Linked DNA regions of Homo sapiens: regions 1, 2 and 3 are each linked to region 4. The links are chromatin contacts, found by Hi-C or POLR2A ChIA-PET in ENCODE. All regions are on one chromosome and are shown on one strand. Each heading gives the region's core, a stretch centred on a gene start or an enhancer-like site at or near the end of the contact. The rest is flanking DNA. Distances are from core to core; before and after follow the strand shown.

Region 1 (5,534 bases), core at 663-3,162, 1.3 Mb before region 4:
CGTGGTCACATGGTGACGGCATTATTCAAAGAGTGTGCTCTTTGAACACAATATAGGAAGCTGCAAGGCCTCTTGGGGCCTACGCTTGGAACTCATTCAATGCCAGTTCTGTGGTATTCTATTGACCAAAGCATGTGGCAAGGCCATCCCAGATTCAAGGTGACTCTACCCTTTTTTTTTTTTTTTTTTTGGTGAGAAGAAGTCTTGCTCTGTGGCCCAGGCTGGAGTGCAGTGGCAAATCTCGGCTCACTGCAACCTCCACCTCCCGGGTTCCAGCGATTCTCCTGCCTCAGCCTCCTGAGTAGCTGGGACTACAGGTGCATGCCACCTCACCTAACTAATTTTTGTATTTTTTAGTAGAGACAGGGTTTCTCCATGTTGGCCAGGTTGGTCTCGAACTCCTGACCTCAGGTGATCCACCCAGCTGGACTTCCCAAAGTGCTGGTATTACAGGTGTGAGCCACAGCACCCGGCCAACTCTACCTCTTAATGGGAGAAACTACAGAATATTATGGCCATTTTTACAATGTACTGTATTTCAGTAGAGAAAAACTGGGAGTAGGGAAGGAAAAAGATGGACAACTTTTACTTTTCACTTACGGAATTACGTTTTGTTTAAATTTTAAAAATTATGGATGCATATACACTACTTCTACAATAACAATAATGATAACACATTAAAATATGACTCCAAATATTTCTTGTATTATCTTAGTTACACGAGGATAATAATCTAATCCACTGATATTTTGAAGGACCCATGATTTTGAATCAAAACACCTAATTCAGGCTTTGTCTTTGAACCACCTCTAATTATAAGGCTAAATAATGGTAAATTTAATATGAAATCCTCCAGCATGGAGCTTGACACATAGCAAATGTTGGGTAAATCTGAATCTGAATGAGAAGATAGGGGCAAAAAAGATGTATGAATAATATAAAAATAACTTTAAAATCTGTTCTATTTATTTTTTGTTTTGTTTTCTGAGACAAGGTCTTGCTCTGTTACCCAGGCTGGAGTGCAGTGGTGCAATCATAGCTCACTGCAACTCCTGGGCTCAAGGGATCCTCCCACCTCAGCCTCCCAAGTAGCTGGGACCACAGGCACACACCACCAAGCCAGGCTAGTTGTCTTTATTTTTATTTTTAATAGAGACGAGGTCTCCCTGTGATGCCCAGGCTGGTCTTGAACTCCTGAACTTGAGTGATCCTCCTGTATCAGCCTCCCAAAGTGCTGGGATTACAGGCATGAGTCACTGTGCCCAGCCAAAATCTGTTCTATTAATTTAGTGTTTATAAAAACAACTTGCCAGCTTTTATTATGGCAACTTGAACTTTAATGGACAAGAAAAGAGATTTGATTTAACTTCATATACTTGCAGTTTGGACTGTTGGAGAAAATATTAACAGCATGTCCATTGCTGTAATGCAAGCTGGGAATTATAACCTAAGGCAGCATGAAGAGTGTTCTTAAATTCTAGTCCTGCAAGTCACCCATCTAATTAAGAAACCATATATCTTATGATACATGCCAGGAATTCTCCTTAGCTATATCAAGTGGAGCCTTGGGGAGACATCCACAGGAGCTATTTTTCAAAAAACCTTCTTTCTGGCTGGGTGCGGTGGCTCACGCCTGTAATCCCAGCACTTCGGGAGGCCAAGGCGGGCAGGTCACCTGAGGACAGGAGTTCAAGACCAGCCTGGCCAACGTGGTGAAACCCCGTCTGTACTAAAAATACAAAAATTAGCCAGGCATGGTGGCACCTGCCAATAATCCCAGCCACTTGGGAGGCTGAGGCAGGAGAATCAATTGAACCCGGGAGGAGGAGGTGGCAGTGAGGCGAGATCACGCCATTGCACTCCAGCCTGGGCAAAAGAGCGAAACTCCGTCTCAAAACCAAAACCAAAACCAAAACAAACAAACAACAAAACTTCCTTTTTTTAGCAGCTGCAGCACATATTAGCAAGTGGCAGAAAAGTGACCTCTTAATTTTGTTCAATAGACCCCATATTCAGTTTGTTCTTGTGCTTTTACCAGTACTTACTATTTCTCCAAATTAAAAATGGATAAATAGAAGCAATAAAAATATGTTAGAGAAATTCTTGCAGATCTTTTTTGGCTGATTTTCAATCCAGAATATGTTTTCCTAAAGTCTCACAAAGTATTTACAAGAACAGGCCTGCTATTTATTTAATGACCATTCGATGCCATCCTGACCTTTCCCAGGAAGGTCAAAGAGTAGCCTGTTATTTGAATGCCTAATTTAACTGGACAAAGGAAATTGCTTTCATAATTTCTACTTTGGCCTTCCTGATTGAACCAAATGTCAACTTTCCACACAATGTTCCCCAACAAACATTCTTATTCCTAATGCAACCAGATTAGATCAATCTGCATCTGTCTCCATTGTACCCTGGGATTGCATAAACTCTGGATACATATTTATTTTGTGGATTCATTTCCATGTTAATTGGAACGCAGTTTCCTGGAATTTCTTTTCTGAGTATGATAATCTTCTTACAGTCAGCATGATGGAAACAGCTGTGTGCTGTTTACTTTAAGGAGGATGGTGTTCCTTGCTCAGATGATCATTGGATATCCACTTTCTAGATCAAATATTGTATCTCCATTCTTTCTTATAGAATTATTAGAACATGTTAATTTATGGAGGACTTTCAAACTCAATTTTATTAGGCTACTGGTTTGGGGAGAGCATAGTACACAACAAAAATTATTGAAAAGCCATAATATTTAATTAAATCTCTGCTTTCTAAGTAGATTTTTAAAATCAACCTTATTTATTTATTTATTTATTTATTTTTGAAACAGTGTCTTGCTCTGTCACCCAGGCTGGAGTGCAGTGGCACAATCTCGGCTCACTGCAACCTCTGCCTCCTGGGTTCAAGCGATTCTCCTGCCTCAGCCTCCCAAGTAGCTGGGATTATAGGCTCGTGCCACCACGTCCTGCTATTTTTTGTATTTTTAGTAGAGACGGGGGTTCAGCATGTTGGCCAGGCTGGAAATCAACTATTTTTTAATTACAAAAGTTATATATGTAAAGTGCAGAAAATCTGGAAGTTTGACAATCCCACTATTGTTAACATTTTGATGGCTTTCTTTCATAAACACATAATAGATTTTTGTAAGATATTTTTATTCTGAGCAGATAAATACAGTATCAGTCCAAACACTTTTTCACCAGCCATCCGTCTAATCTAACTAAGGAGTTATTAGATGATAAAATAAAGCAGATTATTCAATCCAACATCAAACATGTTCTGAAGATTTACTATGTGCTCCACACTTTCTCCTCTCTGGGATGGGTGAGAAGAGCACAAAAATAAATAAGACACATCCTTGCTTTGTCAACATGATTAGCAACCAAGATAGAGTTGCTTTAGCCTCCACAGGTATATTGCCATTCCAAACACAGTCAGGCTTAATAAATAAAAATAGAATACATATTAGGTAGACAACTCAGTCTCTACCATGTCACCTGAGTTTAGCCATGCATGTCTCTTTAGGGCAACCATTTTATATATAAGAGATGTCTCAGCTTCCCTCCCTGGAAACTCTTCTCTTCCCTCTCTAGGATCAGACACATGCTCTCATCAGTACAGTTAAGGATCAGATGAGAGATGAATTGGGCTTTGTCAATTCCCATTCCCATTGTTGCTTACTATCTTATCAACAAAACTAAAACAAGCTTAAGGAAAAATGTTTCATCTATGTTAATTTTCTCTACTCCTTTTTGTCATAAAAATAAAATAAATTATTTTTCATATTGTCCCTTTCCTGTGTCCTCTTAATCTTTGTTTTTTGCACAAAATTGCAGTATGGTTTACTTTACTTTTGGGGTCCAATCCCAGGCTGAGGTCCTGACCCTTGAAATTCTTGAAAGCAGAGACACTCAACTACTGGCTGTTGTCAGATGCTGTGAGGACCTGAGCAGTTCTGGGTGAAAACCCAGATAGGGAAGTTGTTTCTCCAGTTGATGAACACACTGTAATTCTTATTTGGGACAGAAAAAAAGGTGTAGGAAGATGTTATGACTATGTAACAAATAGAAGCCTGGGCAACACAGGGAGACCACTTCTCTACAAAAATTTTTTAAAAACTCAACTGGGCACGGTGGCTCATGCCTGTAGTCCCAGCTACTCAGGAGGTTGAGTTGGGAGGATTACTTGAGCCTGGGAGGTTGAGGCTGCAGTGATCATGTCACTGTGTCACTGCACTCCAGTCTGGGTGACACAGCAAGAAGACCCTGTCCCCCAAAACAAAACAAAACAAAAACAAACAAACAAACAAAAAACTCAAATAGACCTAGAATGTATTTAAAAGGAAAAGTAGCACCAGTTGGAACTCTGATGGTCAAAAACAAAAACAAAACCCTCATCTGCCTAGGTATACACCCAAAAGAATGAAAACAGAGATTTTAATAGATACTTGAACATCAGTGTTGATAGCAGCATTACTCACCGTAGGCAAAAGATGGGAAACAACCTCACTGCTCTTTGACAGATGAATGGATAAACAAAATGTCATGTAAATATTCATCCTTAAAAATGATGAATTTTTAAAATGATGAATAGTCAGACATGTGCTATAACATGGATGAACCTTGAAAACATCATGCTAAGTGAAATAAGCCAGGCAAGAAGGGACAAATATATGGTTCCACTTATATGGGGTACCTAGAATAGACAAGTTCATAGAGATAGAAAGTTTGATAGAGGTTACCGGGGACTGAGGGACAGGGTGAATGGAAAGTTACTGTATAATGAGCACGGAGTTTGGAATGATGGAAGAGTCCCGGAAATGGATAGTGGTAATGGTTGCATACATTTTGAATGTACTTAATGTCACTGAATTGTGCACTTAAAAGTGGTTACAATGGTTTTATATTATGAATGTTCTCCATCTTAGTACCTATCAACTCTTCCTGCTTGCTACAGGCTTTCCCTTTCTACCCTTAGGCAGGCATGGCTCTCCCTGAGTCAACAATATGCAGCCCCTAGGGTGGCCACAAGCCCAGGATCCCTCCCAGCCTGAAGGAACTGTACTCATATTGCCCTGGGTTGGCAGCCTGGGTTCTCTGCTGAGTTACCCCAAAGTGGTTTCAGGACAGCACAATTATTTATTAAGTAGCTCTGGTGCTGACCTTAAGAAAAAACAGAACAACGAAAGTATTAAGCGTAAAACCTTTCTCTTTTAATGAATGAGTAAATATTCATGTTATTATTCCTAGAAATAAGAACTCTGTCCGCCTGGGTAACATAGTGAGACACCATCTCTACAAAAAAATTAAAAAGCTAGCCAGGCGTGGTGGCATGCGCCTGTAGTCCCAGCTACTTGGGAGGCCTAAGGCAGGAGGATTGCTTGAGCCTGGGAGGTTGAGGCTGCAGTGAGTCATGGTCATGCCACTGCCCTCCAGCCTGGGTGATGCAGCAAGACCTTGTCTCAAAAAAGAAAAAAAAAAAGGAAGAAAGAAAAGAAAAGAAAAAAGAACTCTGAAGACCTTGGGAAAGAATGG
Region 2 (5,153 bases), core at 2,070-4,569, 1.3 Mb before region 4:
CCTAGAAACGATTAAGTGTCCGTGCATTTAAAATGAATCTACATGATGGCAGGATGTGACACTGGCTGGGTCCATCAGAGCTTGTTCACAGAAACGACTGATACGTAGAAATTTCTCCATACATTCCCCACGAAGCACGCACTTGTTTTTCATGTATACTAACCCTGGAATGACTGCTTTTACAGAAATATATGGCCTTCTTTACCCAGCCTCTTTCAATTGCCATTGTGAGTTCTAAATTCCTCCTGCCTGAGATCTAACTGTGCCATACAGCTTTTTTTCATTTCCCTCATCTGCTCAGGAAAATGCTCCTAGTGTTTCTAGGGAACTTTTCTGATTAGAAGGATTCAAACAAAGAAAATGGCTCAGTTGATAAACATGACCATCTTCCACTTCAAAATGGACATACTCTTTGCCATATGTCGGGAATTATGGAGAGATTCTTTATCATCCCATTATACTCAGCTGTTGTTTACTTTTTGTGAATCGAATGTTGACAATTATAGTCTGAGGTTTTTTTTAACAGCATATGCTGAACATGATAAAATATTTAGAACAACTTACTTTGGACTTATAATTATGCTACATCTTTCAGCCCTTTTATGACTAAATTAGAACATTTAGTAATGTTTGGTGACAACTCCCACACTTTGTAAGCACCACAGAAAAAATATAATTTATTTAATTGGTTTTCATTTGGAAGGGAAATAACCCCATTTCAAGCATCTCAGTGTTAGAAAAGACACTGTATATTCCCCACAAAAATACACAGATGCTCATACATTTGGGGAATTAACATATATCTTCCACAAGGAAACTTAGGAAGGTTATTTCATCATTAATTTACAGCCATTCCTTTTACCTACATATTTTTGCAGAATCACTATTAGTCACCTCCTCTTTCCATCACGTATTCTTTACAGAAGCCCTGAACTTCAGACAGAGACGAGGCTGTTAAATTCTTGTGGGTTTCCAGTGCCACCACAGACAGACTAAATGGCATAATTCATTCAGTAAGTATTTAAGGAGTGCCTACCCTATGCCAGGTCTGTGCTGGGCACTGGGATTCTGAGATGAACTAAATATGGTCCTTTCTTCAAAGTGTTCATAACTTAAAGGCAGAGACAAAGAAGAAAATGCACAATTAAAATTCTGTAGAGAAGAGGGGACTCAGAAGGGCATCTAACTTGGCCAGGATGAGAGAATAGGGGTGAAGCAGGGCAACTGAGAAATATTACCAAGAGTAAGTGACTCTTGAGTGGGTAAAGGGGAGAGAGGAGCTTCATGCAGCGATACCCCCCATTCAAAGGCATGAAGGCAGGAGAAGGCTCCCCTGAGTCAGTGGTAGCCATTAGTTCGGGGTTGGGGAAAAGAGGTGAAGAGATTCAGACTAAGAAGTTAGGTACAGAATAGATGGTGCTGGGCTTTGCACTTGAGCTTCACACTGAAGGCAGTAGGGAGCCCATGAAAGATTCTGCATTTTCTCTGGTTTGTGATCCAGGAGGGGTAGACAGGAGCTGGACAGAGGGCAGTCTATGCCAGATAAACCTGGACCAGGATCAAGGCAGAGCATTGCAGAGGAAAGGACAGATATGAGTAGCCATTTAAGGTGAATCAAATATGTTTTGTTTTGTTTGTTTGTTTGTTTGAGACGGAGTCTCGCTCTGTCGCCCAGGCTGGAGTGCAGTGCGTGATCTTGGCTCATTGCAAGCTCTGCCTCCCGGGTTCACGCCATTCTCCCTCCTCAGCCTCCCGAGTAGCTGGGATTACAGGCACCCGCCACCACGCTTGGCTAATTTTGTTTTTGTATTTTTAGTAGAAATGGGGTTTCACTGTGTTAGCCAGGATGTTCTCGATCTCCTGACCTCGTGATCTGCCCGCCTGGGCCTCCCAAAGTGCTGGGATTACAGGCGTGAGCCACCGCGCCTGGCCGATCAAATATGTTTTAAATGTAGATAATCTTACTTGCAGGGAAGCCCAGGCAGAAAAACTGGAGAAAAGAAAAACATGCCTCATTCCCTTCCTATGACATCCTGTTGTGTCTGAGCTTTATTACTACAAGGTGGGGACACAGACTTTTCTAATGATAGTGGGCTATTTAGCACTTAACTTTAATCAGACCTGGTGCTGAGGCACTTTACATGGAAGGGGATCAGAATATGCCACCCCAAAATATGCCACTTTAGTGTAAGGATTATTTTCAGCTGGAAGCAATTGAGAATCAACAGATGCAGAAAGAGTTCTTTCCTCTCCCCTTATCTGACTAAAAGCAGGGCACAAATTTGCCTTTGTGAAGGTGTTTCCTCTGTGCCAGTAAGGGAAGAACAACCCATCACCAGAGTCTAACCACTTCTTTGAGTTTCACTCCTTTTTTGTGAACTCCTGTGCATGTAAATATTAATAAAAATTTTGTGTCTGCTCTTTTGTTAGTCTGTCTTTTGTTAGGTTAATTTGCACGCCCCCAGCAAAAGAAGAGAGTAGAGGAAAAATTTTTCCTCCCCAACAACATACATCATCTCACTGAACCCTTATCCCTCTTAGTGCGGAAGGTACATACCCCATTTTTTAGATCCAAAAACAAAACTAAGGGATGTTAAGGGGCTGGTCCAAGGTCACGTAGCTAACAGGTGGCAGAGCTGGGATTTGTACCCATGCCTACACGACCACACAGCCTGAACATCCAGCAACTATCCTGCAATTCCAGTGTGTAGGAAACACAGTCTAACAGAGTTAGCAGACAGGGATTGGAGCAGCGTAAAATCCATATTCTAATTCTAGCCCCATTACTATCAACAAAATATTAATCATGTAAATATTTGTGTTGTTCTTTATAGTTCTGATAATAAAGTCATTGCTTCAGTGGTATGACCTTGAGTAAATCGTGTAACCCATCTGTGTCTTAATGTTTTCCCATGAATCAGCACATGGCTTTTAAATTCTTACTATGTTTTAAGTCCTATTCTAATTGGAAGACTGTAATCTTTTATTTTGTTTGAAATAAAATAGCAATGATTTTCACCCTCTTTGTGAGCCCACAAACAAAACAGTAGATATTTAAATTCTGTGGTTACAAGAAAATAAAACAGAAAGAAGTCCTTTCAGTTCTGCTAAATGCAAAATGAACATATATGCAGGCCAGGTGGGGAAGAGATGGGCTGCATTTTTGTCTTGGGCATTAACCAATGTAACTAAGTGGTCAATTGCTATAATTTGAAACAGGAAGGGAAGCAGAAGAACTCCTGTTGATGCTGTTATTTTAAGTAGGTGCATGGTCTATCCTTATCTGGGTAACTTGACTGTCTCAGGCTTGACTAAGCTGCAAGTTCCAAGTTGGTCATATTAACACTGTTTACCTAATCTCAAAGCTCTGAGTGGTCACCGAGGGAGTCCCTAGGAGAGTCATTGTTGATAGAGAGGGTGAGGAGGGAGTAAACTGTAGTTCCCCAGGCTTTTGGACAAGGCTTTTGTTGAGGGGATTCAGAGAATGGTGGGAGCAGAAGAGAGCCAGTGGAATGGAGACAGAGCTGAGGTGGGGAAGAAAGATGGAGCAAGACATAGCAGCTGCTGGCCAGGCACGGTAGCTCATGACTGTAATCCCAGCACTTTGCGAGGCCAAGGCAGGTGGATCACCTGAGATCAGCAGTCCGAGACCAGCCTGGCCAACATGGTGAAACCCCGTATCTACTAAAAATACAAAAAAACTAGCTGGGCGTGGCGGCGGGCGCCTGTAAACCCAGCTACTTGGGAGGCTGAGACAGGAAGAGGTTGCAGTGAGCCAAGATTGCGCCATTGCACTCCAGCTTGGGCGACAAGAGTGAAACTCCATCGCAAAAAAATAAAACAAACAAACAAAACGACATAGCAGCTGCTGCAGGAGAGAAATTTCAAAAAGTGGTGATGAGACATTTAGAAAGGTTTGGGTGTATGATATGTAAATTTCTCTTTCGTCTACAAACAAAATTGCAACAAAACTCTGCCTGGTTAAATGTTGTGCTGGTTATTTGACTGTTTGCCTCCAGATCCATCCTTTGTGTCTGCTCTGTATGTCTGACTGTTGCAAGCTATGATACCCAGGCTCTCTTGACCACCTGTTTTAGCCTCACTTAACCAGCGAGAGGTACTGTTGGAGATTGGAGGTTGGGAGGAAAGGGGAAGCCAAAGTATTTCTTGTCCTCTTTTTCTGCCATGGGAGGCATATCTGGCAGTAGCTGCCCTCCTCTGTGGCTCCAGCTCTTGCCTGAATATTTCTGTTATAATGCTAGTGTCTATCAAGGGACCCCCAGATCCTTCCTTTGTCTCTCCAGTCTTAAGGGTGGGTGGTGGCTTCCCACTTGCTAATCTTTGGGATGCCTCATCTACCCTAGTGACTATTTTAGCTCCTCTAACACCTTTATAATTAATTCTTCGTATTTAATATCTTCTATTTAATAACCTGATGGGACCCTGATCAATACAGAGGAGACGTACCTTTTTTCCTCTCCTGGTTTCTATAACGAGGGAGTTCTCCAAGCACATGTTTTGTTTCCCTTAGCCCTTTTATTCATCCCACCCCTAGGGCTCTGGAGTGAGTAATTGGATGGTAATTTTGGAAGAATCGCTGAGCATGTTGGGTCAGCTTTGCTGCTTCCTATTAGGAGTGGGCATTCCAAGAATGCACAGTATCTCTCTGTATTGCAAGTCTTGCCTGGGCAGGCCTGCTCTAGCCTAGCAAATGCCTGACTATGGGCAAGTCTGTCTGATTTTAGCCCACTTGACCACCAGACCTAAAACCTAGTCTTCTAGCCTGGCCTCTGCCGGTAACAAAGGTGATCCCCATTTGCTCTACCTTTGTTTTATTTCTTCAACTTGTTCAGGATGCAAGTGAGCAAGAAGAGTGCCATTTATTGTGGCTCCCTCCTTCAGAGACTTTAACATTATTCATCAATTCTTTCGGAACTGGATTTATGATTTTTTAAATATGCTATAGTAACAGAGAAGGCCTAAAGGTAGGGGTGTGTGGACTGAGCTGGTGAGACAATGCTTCCCTCCTTAGCAATTTCTGGGACTCGCCAGTTGATCCCACATGTGTCCATGGATCAGCCCTGCTTATTGCTTACTTCCCAACTGCACTCTGTCTCACCTAACAGGACTACAGTGGTGCCATTGAGCTAGAA
Region 3 (5,221 bases), core at 980-3,479, 1.1 Mb before region 4:
TTATTCTTTTTAGACTATTTTTGCATTAAATACAGGTCTTTCTTCTGCCTTCATGGTTTCCTTAAAATACGATGTTAATTAGTAAAATCCTGCAAAAACCTGGTCATTTATTAGTCATTTAAAAAATATTCCTCTGAGCGATTTTAATTCTATTCCTCTGTATTAACTATTCTAACTCTATAAAATTGAAGTCCTGGAGACCAAGCTTTTGAGAATCCCAGGAAGTGTGGCCTAATACTAGAAAATCTCAACTTCTGCCTCTCCCCTTTAAGTACACAGTAAGAAATGCTTGCATGAAGCATTTTAGGCTGTGTTCTTATGATAAAATTCAACTTTCATGAAATAAATTAATCTGAATCAAGTTGTCCTCATCTGAAAATGCCTAGATTTATTAGTGCTAGCCCGGCTTTATTCCACAAACAATTCTATTTAAATTAGGTGTTGGTCTAACAAATCTGCCTGACCACAGCAATGACTCACGGACCATGTAGGAAACAACTTTCACTAAATTCAAGATTGCTCAAGTGAAAAGGTGCGCGGGGGAGGGGAGGAAGAGTTGGTTGTCCTCATCATTTTTATTTTTAAGTAATATTACAAGTTATCTATCCTGCCCCAACTGTTTCCTCAATTTGGTTGCTTTTCATTCCACTGTGGTTGGCATCTTTTGTCAAGGCAGTAATTTATTTCTTTTAATCCGGATATAATGGCCAAATGGGCGATCTGACTCACTCAAATCCCATCGTTAAAACTTATCTTGGAATTAAACAAAAATGGATTTTTAATCGTAGAGCTCATCAGCCTCATAGTCTCCACCTCATTTCTGAATGGCCTTGTTCGGCTTGCACCTTCTGTGCTTGCTGAACCAAAGCGCGCTGGTCGGCCGCGGCATCTCCGGAAGGGATGAAGAGCCTCCGCGCACACGCCCCTTACTTCCCTGTCCCGCACGCGCCACGAGCACGCTTGCAAAAGACGGGGAGGTGGCGGGGACAGAGACAGAGGAAATGAGAGAGAGAGAACGAAAGAGAAAGGAGAGAGAGGGAGAGAGAGAGGGAGAGAGAAGAGGGGAAGGAGAAGAGAGAAAAAAGAAAAAAAGGTCTGCTCTGGGATTATTATTATTATTTGGGTTAATACTCTTATCTTTGCATTCCAGCCGGAAGGTCGGCTCCAAGCCTTCTTTCCTGCCCTCCTCCTTCTTGAATTGGACACCATCCCTGTTGCCGCCTCCTGAGTCAGGAAAGGGATAGAACTTTCCCAGGGAGGTGAGGGGTGTCCCCGTGGCGATTTCCCGGTTACTTCCTCCCAGCAGATATCCCTGTGGAGAGGAAACGTTCCCGACTTCCCTCCCCGCGACCTCCTCCCTAGAAACGAGCGGAGACGTCAGGCTGCTTCTGGGTTTATTTTGTAAACCCAGACAGTCAACTGCACTTGGCGCAGGCAAAGCCTCCTTGGCCCTTGCCCCAAAGCAAAGCTCTAAGAGGTCCGGGGATTCCTTGGCCTGGGTGGGGAGAGAGACGTGACCTGTGCGGCCGCCGCGAAGTGGGTCTCCAAGGGTGAGACCCCTCCCTCGGTGGCTGGGCGTGTCCCCTTTAGCCTTCCTGGACCCCATTACCGCCCGGCTTGGAGCTGGACGAAGGGACGTAATTGGTAGGCGAGTGGGTTGGGCATCTTGACTCAAGGACCAGAGTCTGGGCCTCTGGTGTGGACCCCTGCCCCCTCCCCGCTCTGCGCGGCCGTTCTAGAGGTCCGGGTGGGAGCTGGAGGAGGAAAGCGGGAGGAGGCGGCGAGGCCGCGGGGCGGTATGAGGGGGCGCCGGCCGCCTCTCGGATTGGCTGCGCCGCCGCCCCCTCCGCATCGCGCGCCCCCCACCACGCGCCCAGCCTGCTCCCTCCCGCAGGCTCCGAGCTGCTGCCCGCAGGAGGCAGGACGCGCAGGGGTGGGACCGGCGCCCCAGCCCGTCTCCCGGCCCCGGGCGCGCGGGAACCCCGGGTCCTGCAGCCTCCCGAGTGCGGAGAGGCGGGGCCGCCCGCTGCCGCCCGGCTGCCTGCGCCCCCTCCCGCGGCCCCGGCTCTGGGAGCGGGGCGCCCCGCGCGCGGGCACACGGCGGCCAGAGCGCCGAGGCGGTACCTTCAGCCTGCAATGAGAGGAACCCGGGAGAGCCCCCGGGAGCCAGCGAAGAGCTTGGCTGCTGCGTCCAGGGCTGCTGCTGCCGCCGCGGCTGCTTGAAACTCCTCAAAGTTGAGAGCCGGCTAGAGGGTGCCGCCCGCCGGGAGCCGGAGGGAAAGGAAGTCGGAAGGTGCAAGAGTGACAGACACGGACAGACGGACGCGCAGACCTTCGGAAGGCACTGCGTAGGCAGCCTCCCCGGAGCCCACGAGGCTCCCCAGCACCGTGAGTTTTTTCCTGGATGGGTGGTTGCTAAGTATTTCCGTTTAATTGTTTGTAGCGTACGTTTGCGTATAGTTGTGTCTGTTGGAGGGAGTTTAAAACAACAACAACAACAACAACAACGCAGGATGCACCTTAGGAAAAAATTGAGTTTCTGATGGTGGGTGAGACGGTGGGTTGTATGGAGAGAATGTGACTGTACATTTTTATAAGCAGGACTAACCCAGGAAAGAGGAAAAAATACATTTAACAGTGAAGAGGCAACACAGAGCTCCCTATTGTGAAATAAAACCCATTTCAAAAGTTATTGGAAAGAAAGTAAGGTATGGCTCTTATGGGTTAACTAGTGGTAGTCAGTTTCTGCTTTTTACTCCCTCTGAATTATTAATTGTTTGCCAGGTTCACTGGTGGGAGGCTGAGCCGGTGGAAAAGACACCGGGAAGAGACTCAGAGGCGACCATAATGTCGTTACGTGTACACACTCTGCCCACCCTGCTTGGAGCCGTCGTCAGACCGGGCTGCAGGGAGCTGCTGTGTTTGCTGATGATCACAGTGACTGTGGGCCCTGGTGCCTCTGGGGTGTGCCCCACCGCTTGCATCTGTGCCACTGACATCGTCAGCTGCACCAACAAAAACCTGTCCAAGGTGCCTGGGAACCTTTTCAGACTGATTAAGAGACTGGACCTGAGTTATAACAGAATTGGGCTTCTGGATTCTGAGTGGATTCCAGTATCGTTTGCAAAGCTGAACACCCTAATTCTTCGTCATAACAACATCACCAGCATTTCCACGGGCAGTTTTTCCACAACTCCAAATTTGAAGTGTCTTGACTTATCGTCCAATAAGCTGAAGACGGTGAAAAATGCTGTATTCCAAGAGTTGAAGGTTCTGGAAGTGCTTCTGCTTTACAACAATCACATATCCTATCTCGATCCTTCAGCGTTTGGAGGGCTCTCCCAGTTGCAGAAACTCTACTTAAGTGGAAATTTTCTCACACAGTTTCCGATGGATTTGTATGTTGGAAGGTTCAAGCTGGCAGAACTGATGTTTTTAGATGTTTCTTATAACCGAATTCCTTCCATGCCAATGCACCACATAAATTTAGTGCCAGGAAAACAGCTGAGAGGCATCTACCTTCATGGAAACCCATTTGTCTGTGACTGTTCCCTGTACTCCTTGCTGGTCTTTTGGTATCGTAGGCACTTTAGCTCAGTGATGGATTTTAAGAACGATTACACCTGTCGCCTGTGGTCTGACTCCAGGCACTCGCGTCAGGTACTTCTGCTCCAGGATAGCTTTATGAATTGCTCTGACAGCATCATCAATGGTTCCTTTCGTGCGCTTGGCTTTATTCATGAGGCTCAGGTCGGGGAAAGACTGATGGTCCACTGTGACAGCAAGACAGGTAATGCAAATACGGATTTCATCTGGGTGGGTCCAGATAACAGACTGCTAGAGCCGGATAAAGAGATGGAAAACTTTTACGTGTTTCACAATGGAAGTCTGGTTATAGAAAGCCCTCGTTTTGAGGATGCTGGAGTGTATTCTTGTATCGCAATGAATAAGCAACGCCTGTTAAATGAAACTGTGGACGTCACAATAAATGTGAGCAATTTCACTGTAAGCAGATCCCATGCTCATGAGGCATTTAACACAGCTTTTACCACTCTTGCTGCTTGCGTGGCCAGTATCGTTTTGGTACTTTTGTACCTCTATCTGACTCCATGCCCCTGCAAGTGTAAAACCAAGAGACAGAAAAATATGCTACACCAAAGCAATGCCCATTCATCGATTCTCAGTCCTGGCCCCGCTAGTGATGCCTCCGCTGATGAACGGAAGGCAGGTGCAGGTAAAAGAGTGGTGTTTTTGGAACCCCTGAAGGATACTGCAGCAGGGCAGAACGGGAAAGTCAGGCTCTTTCCCAGCGAGGCAGTGATAGCTGAGGGCATCCTAAAGTCCACGAGGGGGAAATCTGACTCAGATTCAGTCAATTCAGTGTTTTCTGACACACCTTTTGTGGCGTCCACTTAATTTGTGCCTATATTTGTATGATGTCATAATTTAATCTGTTCATATTTAACTTTGTGTGTGGTCTGCAAAATAAACAGCAGGACAGAAATTGTGTTGTTTTGTTCTTTGAAATACAACCAAATTCTCTTAAAATGATTGGTAGGAAATGAGGTAAAGTACTTCAGTTCCTCAATGTGCCATAGAAAGATGGGGTTGTTTTCCAAAGTTTAAGTTCTAGATCACAATATCTTAGCTTTTAGCACTATTGGTAATTTCAGAGTAGGCCCAAAGGTGATATGACTCCCATTGTCCCTTTATTTAGGATATTGAAAGAAAAAATAAACTTTATGTATTAGTGTCCTTTAAAAATAGACTTTGCTAACTTACTAGTACCAGAGTTATTTTAAAGAAAAACACTAGTGTCCAATTTCATTTTTAAAAGATGTAGAAAGAAGAATCAAGCATCAATTAATTATAAAGCCTAAAGCAAAGTTAGATTTGGGGGTTATTCAGCCAAAATTACCGTTTTAGACCAGAATGAATAGACTACACTGATAAAATGTACTGGATAATGCCACATCCTATATGGTGTTATAGAAATAGTGCAAGGAAAGTACATTTGTTTGCCTGTCTTTTCATTTTGTACATTCTTCCCATTCTGTATTCTTGTACAAAAGATCTCATTGAAAATTTAAAGTCATCATAATTTGTTGCCATAAATATGTAAGTGTCAATACCAAAATGTCTGAGTAACTTCTTAAATCCCTGTTCTAGCAAACTAATATTGGTTCATGTGCTTGTGTATATGTAAATCTTAAATTATGTG
Region 4 (5,115 bases), core at 1,346-3,845:
TCAACTTTACTCCTCCATTTTATAGCCCATCTTTTATTGATTTAGAACTCTGTACCTCTTTATTATATTGTAAATTTAAAAAATATGAAAACATCAGAGAGAATAATAAATCTTTACATCCAAACATAATAAGGAGGATGCTGCATATACAGAAATACACATGAACTTTTCTCTGGAAAGAATGGCCTATTACAAACCACCACTCTCTTCTATTTGCACATGAAGGTAGAAACCACAGTGGCATTAAGAGCATTTTTCCTTAAGACATGCTCACATGATATCTAGGAGGCCAACAGTAAGAACGTGAAAACTTAATTCTCTGCTAGGAAACAAATACATCAAAAGATCTGGTATTTTTAGTTTTGATGAAACTATACTGTTATTATCAATTTAAAATAGTTTTCTATTTGGCAGATTTTATCATTTGGGCTTAAATTTTGAGAAAAAACACTTTCCTAAAACAAAACTGAGATTTTTAAAAATATATTTAGATTTTAAATATATATAGATTTTTTAAAATATAAAACATACACAGAAGCATGTTGCACCAGGAGTCCATATCAGGAGTTACACTCTCTAGAGTGAATCCTAGAGATTGTATACATAAAAAAGCTACACCCTTATTCTGTTGGATGGCTCATAAATGTTGATCTGGTTATAGCTTTCCACACTAATTTTCACTATTTCTCTTAACAATCATCCTTTATAATCATTCTTTATATCCAAATAGTATATATCCTTTACTATTTGCTCTGATTTTGACAGGGAAAGGTCCTTCATAAGAATTTTGTTGTTCCATCAGAAGAAAGCATTTTAACGCCTCTAGCTCATTTTCCCCTCAAATATCCCAAATACAGTAAAGCCACCTAAATTCCCAAACCCCATATCAAAAACAGTACACTGAAAAACTCCAAAGACTTTGACAGCGACAAGACCGCCATTCATGTGTTCCTTCAGCAAGTGCCAGACGCTGTTATGAAAGTGATAAGACACTGTCCCAATCCTCACAGTGTGAGACAGTGAGCAGACTCAACAGAATGCATAGGATGAAAGTGCCAGAAAAGCGACGTCCTCAGGGCGGGAGCAGGGGACGCCGCAACGTAGTCTGCGAGAATGCAGGAAGGCGGCAGTGAAGCGGTCGGTCGGCGGGGCCGCGGCAAAGTGGGGAGGAAACTCATCCCGGGCAGGCGTCAGGGTGGCTGGAGAGCGCAGCACGCGCGAACAGAACGGGGGCAGGCGACAGGAAAACGTGTGAGCGCGCGGCTGAAAGCGACTGGGACCTGGGTGAGCCGCGCGCGGGGAGCAGAGCTTAGTCCTGCGGGAGCCGCAAGCAGGACAAGGGCGTGGGTGGGAGGACTGGAAGGTCAGCTGGTAGATGGGGGACACTGAGGGCAGGCAGAGCAACCGGAAGCTTGCTGCAGTCGACGAGAAGAGAAACTAGGAGGTTAAATAATCAGTGACTTTGAAAAAGTCAAAATACCTCCGAGGTAAAACAAAACATTTAACAACCCGCCGGGGGAAAAAGTGGAGGATGGCACACACGTCACTATCTAACCACAACGCGGAGGCCTTTTAAGTAAATAATGATAAAGTTTTTGTTGTTGTTTGAGACAGGGTCTCGCTCTGTCGCCCAGGCTGGAGTGCAGTGGAACGATCTCGGCTCACTGCAACCTCCGCCTCCCGGGTTCAAGCGATTCTCCCACCTCATCTTCCCGAGGAGCTGGGACCGCAGGTGCGCGCCACCACGGCCGGTTAATTTTATTTTTTGTAGAAACGAGATCTTAATACGTCGCTCAAGCTGGTCTCGAACTGCTGAGCTCAAGCGATCCGCCAGCCTCGGCCTCCCAAAGCGCTGGGATTACCGGCGTGAGCCACCGCGCACCTGGCCCAAATTTAATTTTGTGATGTGGGGTTAAGACATGGGAAAGCCCCTAGGCTCGGGGAGTCAGGCGGGAAAGCTCTCCCCCTGGCATCTAAAAAAATGCCCACCAGAAAGGAGGAAAGGTGGGCTTCCAAATTGCCGACTCTTCACTCCACAGGCTGCATTTCAGGTGGGCAGCGCAGCCAGGTGAACACTCAATCCACCGCAAACATGCGGACACTCTTTTCAATATCAGATTACCATAAAGATAAGGAGCACACCCTGCGCAAAATCCTTCCTGTCCAGTTCCCTTAAAGCCTCTTTCATTGTCCTCCGCGACGCAGCCTGTAAAACTGCCAAAGGAGGGCAGAGGCCAAAGTCCACGCGCTGCGCATGCGCACCATCCGCAGTGTGGGCGAAGGGCGGTGCTGGAAGGACGTTTCCCAGAAGGCCCCTCCAGCGCAGCTGCCCTTCCTCCCGCTCACAGGCCGCGTGACGTGACTCCACCCACCACGCTTCTCGGTCTCAAACAGCAGTTTGCCAGCGCCCCCCTGCGGCCCAACTGGGTACTACGAACATGCACTCAGGGCCAGAGCGAGCGAGTAAGCAGAATGTGGCGAGTCCGGCTGCCGCCGTCGTCACCTTAGCGCGCCGACAGCGAGGGAAGGGAGGAGGAGGGAGACGCGCAGGGAGGGGAGGGGAGGGAGGAGGCTAGACAAGGCGGGGGAAGGGGGAGTAGCGGTGGCTTAAGCCGCGCGGAGCAGCGCAACCTGGGTCGCTCCCTGCTTCGCCGCCGCCTCCGGACCGAGCCAGCGGAGTCAGTGTCCTAGAGACCCTGTAACACCACAAAGCGGACGAAGGAGTCCATGTTGGGGAACTTGGCAGCGGAGTGACTGGGACCTGGGAACCTACTGTGGGGCCGCGGCCGGACCGAGCGCCTCGACCTCGGTCTGAGGTAAACACTGGTCGACCCGCGGGGTGGATGGGCTTGGGCAGCTGTCTGGGAGAGACGAGGGTTAGCGGCCGGCGCAGAGCGCTGGAGCGGGCCTAGGGCGACGCGAGGGCTGACAAAGTTTCGGAATCTCGCGCGGCCCGTGCGACGTCGTGCGCTGGGAGGAAAGTTGGAGCTACCTCTCGAAGTGGGGGAGGCTGCGGCCGGGAGGGCCCCTTTCCCTCTCGCTGCCCCGCGAGGGAGGCTCGGCCCGGCCCTGGGCCGCCGCCGCCTCTCTGTCGCACTCTGTCCCATTTCCTCCTTGTGGCCTACGCGTCTCCCGCCGCCTTAGCTGGCGAAGCCTGTCCCCGTCCGGGTGCAGGGTCCTACGGGGGGGGGGGAAGGGGCTCCACGCCAGAACCGCCACAGACACCCTCCTCCCTGCAGTGGAAACGTGTCCTGCTGAGCTTCCGGGCGCTCCCGACCGCGGTGTCGGCTTTTCTTGGGAGACTTTGGTCGCGAGCGTCCAAGCCCGCTAGTGAAACCAAACTTTACTACGCCGTGACCTCTCGAGTGCGCGAATGGGGAAGAGCCGGCGCTTCTAAGCATCAGCCTTTTTCACTCCTTGATCTGAACTTCAAACTACTCATCCACCCCCAGTGTTTTAAATTCGCTACCTGGGCTGACAACTACGGGGCCGGGAGATATAAATTTAGCCTAATCAGTCGCCCCTTCTGAGACCTAGGAATTTTGAACCATTAAAAAGATTTCCTACAGATGGCTGGCGGTCTTGCCACCAACACGTATTTTGAAGTATTGTTTCAAAAGTAGACGCCTGATTTAGAGTACTTGATTTAGACATTCACGGATTCAAATGTTGAATTTTGAAATACTTCCAATATATTTCCGTATTGTATTACATACAGTGTCTACCAGCTGACTGTTGTTCATTCATTTTGGATTACATTTTGGCTAACATGCTACCACTGACCTAAGATACTTAAGCAAAACTGCTGAAAAATGTTTTTAATGCTTTGTGTAGTAGATGCTGATGTTAAATTTTTTTCTCCGATTTGGGAATTTTCCCCGAATTTTGGGAAAAGCATATTAATAAATGCATTATTTTTTCGTTTTAAAAGAAAAATTAATTTCTACATATCACCACCTACCTCAGCAGCAGAATATCAGGGCAGTACATTTTAAAATAACGGTTGGTTTTTGTATTTTATTAGTAATTGTATTAAAATTTTGACATGTAATCAAGTCTGTTTCTAAACAATTGCTTTCTCTTTCCTGTTTCTTTGGCAGTTGGCTTGATCATGTCACTATTTTGGTTAAAAGATGCAAGAAAAAGTTCATGGGCCTTTTGTTTTTGTTGTTTTAACTAAGCAAGAGAAATGAAATCTTGAAACTGTCTTTGGATTTCTTTTGTTTTATATTATCCTATCGGATAATCTGAATTTATATTTTTTATGCAATGTGAGTTTTTTAAAAACAGTTCTTAGGGTAGCTGCATTTTAGCTATAATATTTTTTGGTGCTTGCAGATATTTTAACAGTCATTCAGTTTTTCACATTCAGATAGTGAACTTTTTGCCTGAGAGTTTGAGTACATTTTAAGATTTCACTGGGGTAAAATTTGAATGTTTGCTTACTGTAAGTATACTCATGCTTTAAAGACATTCTTCAGTATAAAGGGGAAGAAAACTGTAGAAGAAAATTTAAAGTTTCTAAATATGTTGCCAGAAAACATGTCATGGAGAAAATTTTACGGATAATTTTTTAATTTTTTCTGTTAATACCTTCATGTGGTAATAGGGCTAGTGTGTTAAGATCGAAACTTTTCAGGAGTTACTTAGCTCTCTATCGTCCTTTGGCACCAACTAGAGCTTAGACAGTTTTCTGGAAAACCTGTGCTTTTATTCAGCAGAGATAGGATGAATCAGTGCAGTTACATGATACTGTTGATTCATCATCAGTAACATCTTTTAGTAATCAGAAAATACAGTACTATACTACCCATCAACTTAATACTGAACTTTTAAAGTATATCAGAGATAGTTGTAGCACCTTAATTAAAGAGAGTAGCAGGCATAAAAGTAATAAAAAGAAAGTCAACTGTAGAATAATTTTCATTGTAACTTCCCTTTAGCAAGCCCTGCTATCACCTGCTTTTGTCTTTTAAGATGTAAATTGTACCTTGACTTACCTTGCCCAGTGAAATAAACTTAAAATCCAGATTTTTAATTATACTCTGTCCCCCAAAATAAGTTAATAACCTTGCACCTTGTCTTGCTTCTGAGCAGTAATAACTGTTAGTAGTG

The links. Hi-C counts contacts between places; a loop is a spot of excess contacts on that map. ChIA-PET counts read pairs that join two places held with the same protein, here RNA polymerase II (POLR2A). Pooled maps may share reads with other maps.
Region 1: a map with no recorded cell type shows a loop between it and region 4 (8-fold over the local background). The contact joins the enhancer-like site here to the promoter of SCAF11 in region 4. A Hi-C loop is called at or near these places in 9 of 37 single-sample maps with no recorded cell type and 5 of 50 pooled maps.
Region 2: a loop to region 4 is called in a pooled map, with 8 times the contacts of the local background. The contact joins the enhancer-like site here to the promoter of SCAF11 in region 4. A Hi-C loop is called at or near these places in 1 of 37 single-sample maps with no recorded cell type and 6 of 50 pooled maps. POLR2A ChIA-PET finds 5 or more read pairs at or near these places in 1 of 52 experiments (CD4-positive, alpha-beta T cell).
Region 3: a loop to region 4 is called in a map of PC-9, with 7 times the contacts of the local background. The contact joins the promoter of PCED1B here to the promoter of SCAF11 in region 4. A Hi-C loop is called at or near these places in 3 of 168 maps with a recorded cell type or tissue (CD8-positive, alpha-beta T cell, PC-9 and naive thymus-derived CD4-positive, alpha-beta T cell) and 10 of 50 pooled maps. POLR2A ChIA-PET finds 5 or more read pairs at or near these places in 3 of 52 experiments (A549, PC-9 and activated naive CD4-positive, alpha-beta T cell).

Annotation. Positions count from the first base shown.
Region 1 is chr12:47,313,674-47,319,207 of GRCh38, reverse strand. No RefSeq gene overlaps it. Among named protein-coding and RNA genes, the nearest start is that of LINC02416, 37 kb to the left of the region's middle. Within about 2 kb of position 1,912, at least 4 of the 41 ENCODE cell types and tissues checked have a DNase peak (open chromatin) inside an H3K27ac peak, as active enhancers do.
Region 2 is chr12:47,267,242-47,272,394 of GRCh38, reverse strand. No RefSeq gene overlaps it. Among named protein-coding and RNA genes, the nearest start is that of PCED1B-AS1, 53 kb to the right of the region's middle. RefSeq lists enhancers at 400-1,599, 3,940-3,989. Within about 2 kb of position 3,319, at least 3 of the 41 ENCODE cell types and tissues checked have a DNase peak (open chromatin) inside an H3K27ac peak, as active enhancers do.
Region 3 is chr12:47,076,629-47,081,849 of GRCh38, reverse strand. PCED1B (PC-esterase domain containing 1B) reads right to left here and starts at 2,229. Exons shown (of 4, transcript NM_138371.3): 1 at 2,125-2,229. It overlaps AMIGO2 (adhesion molecule with Ig like domain 2), which reads left to right and starts at 1,891. Exons shown (of 3, transcript NM_001370299.1): 1 at 1,891-2,388; 2 at 2,602-2,708; 3 at 2,785-5,221. The coding sequence starts at 2,848. The coding sequence ends at 4,416.
Region 4 is chr12:45,988,054-45,993,168 of GRCh38, reverse strand. It overlaps SCAF11 (SR-related CTD associated factor 11), which reads left to right and starts at 2,595. Exons shown (of 15, transcript NM_004719.3): 1 at 2,595-2,816. RefSeq lists enhancers at 1,482-1,681, 2,162-2,231, 2,242-2,441, 2,160-2,873, 2,682-2,891 and 1 more and silencers at 2,562-2,611, 2,952-3,051, 3,452-3,521.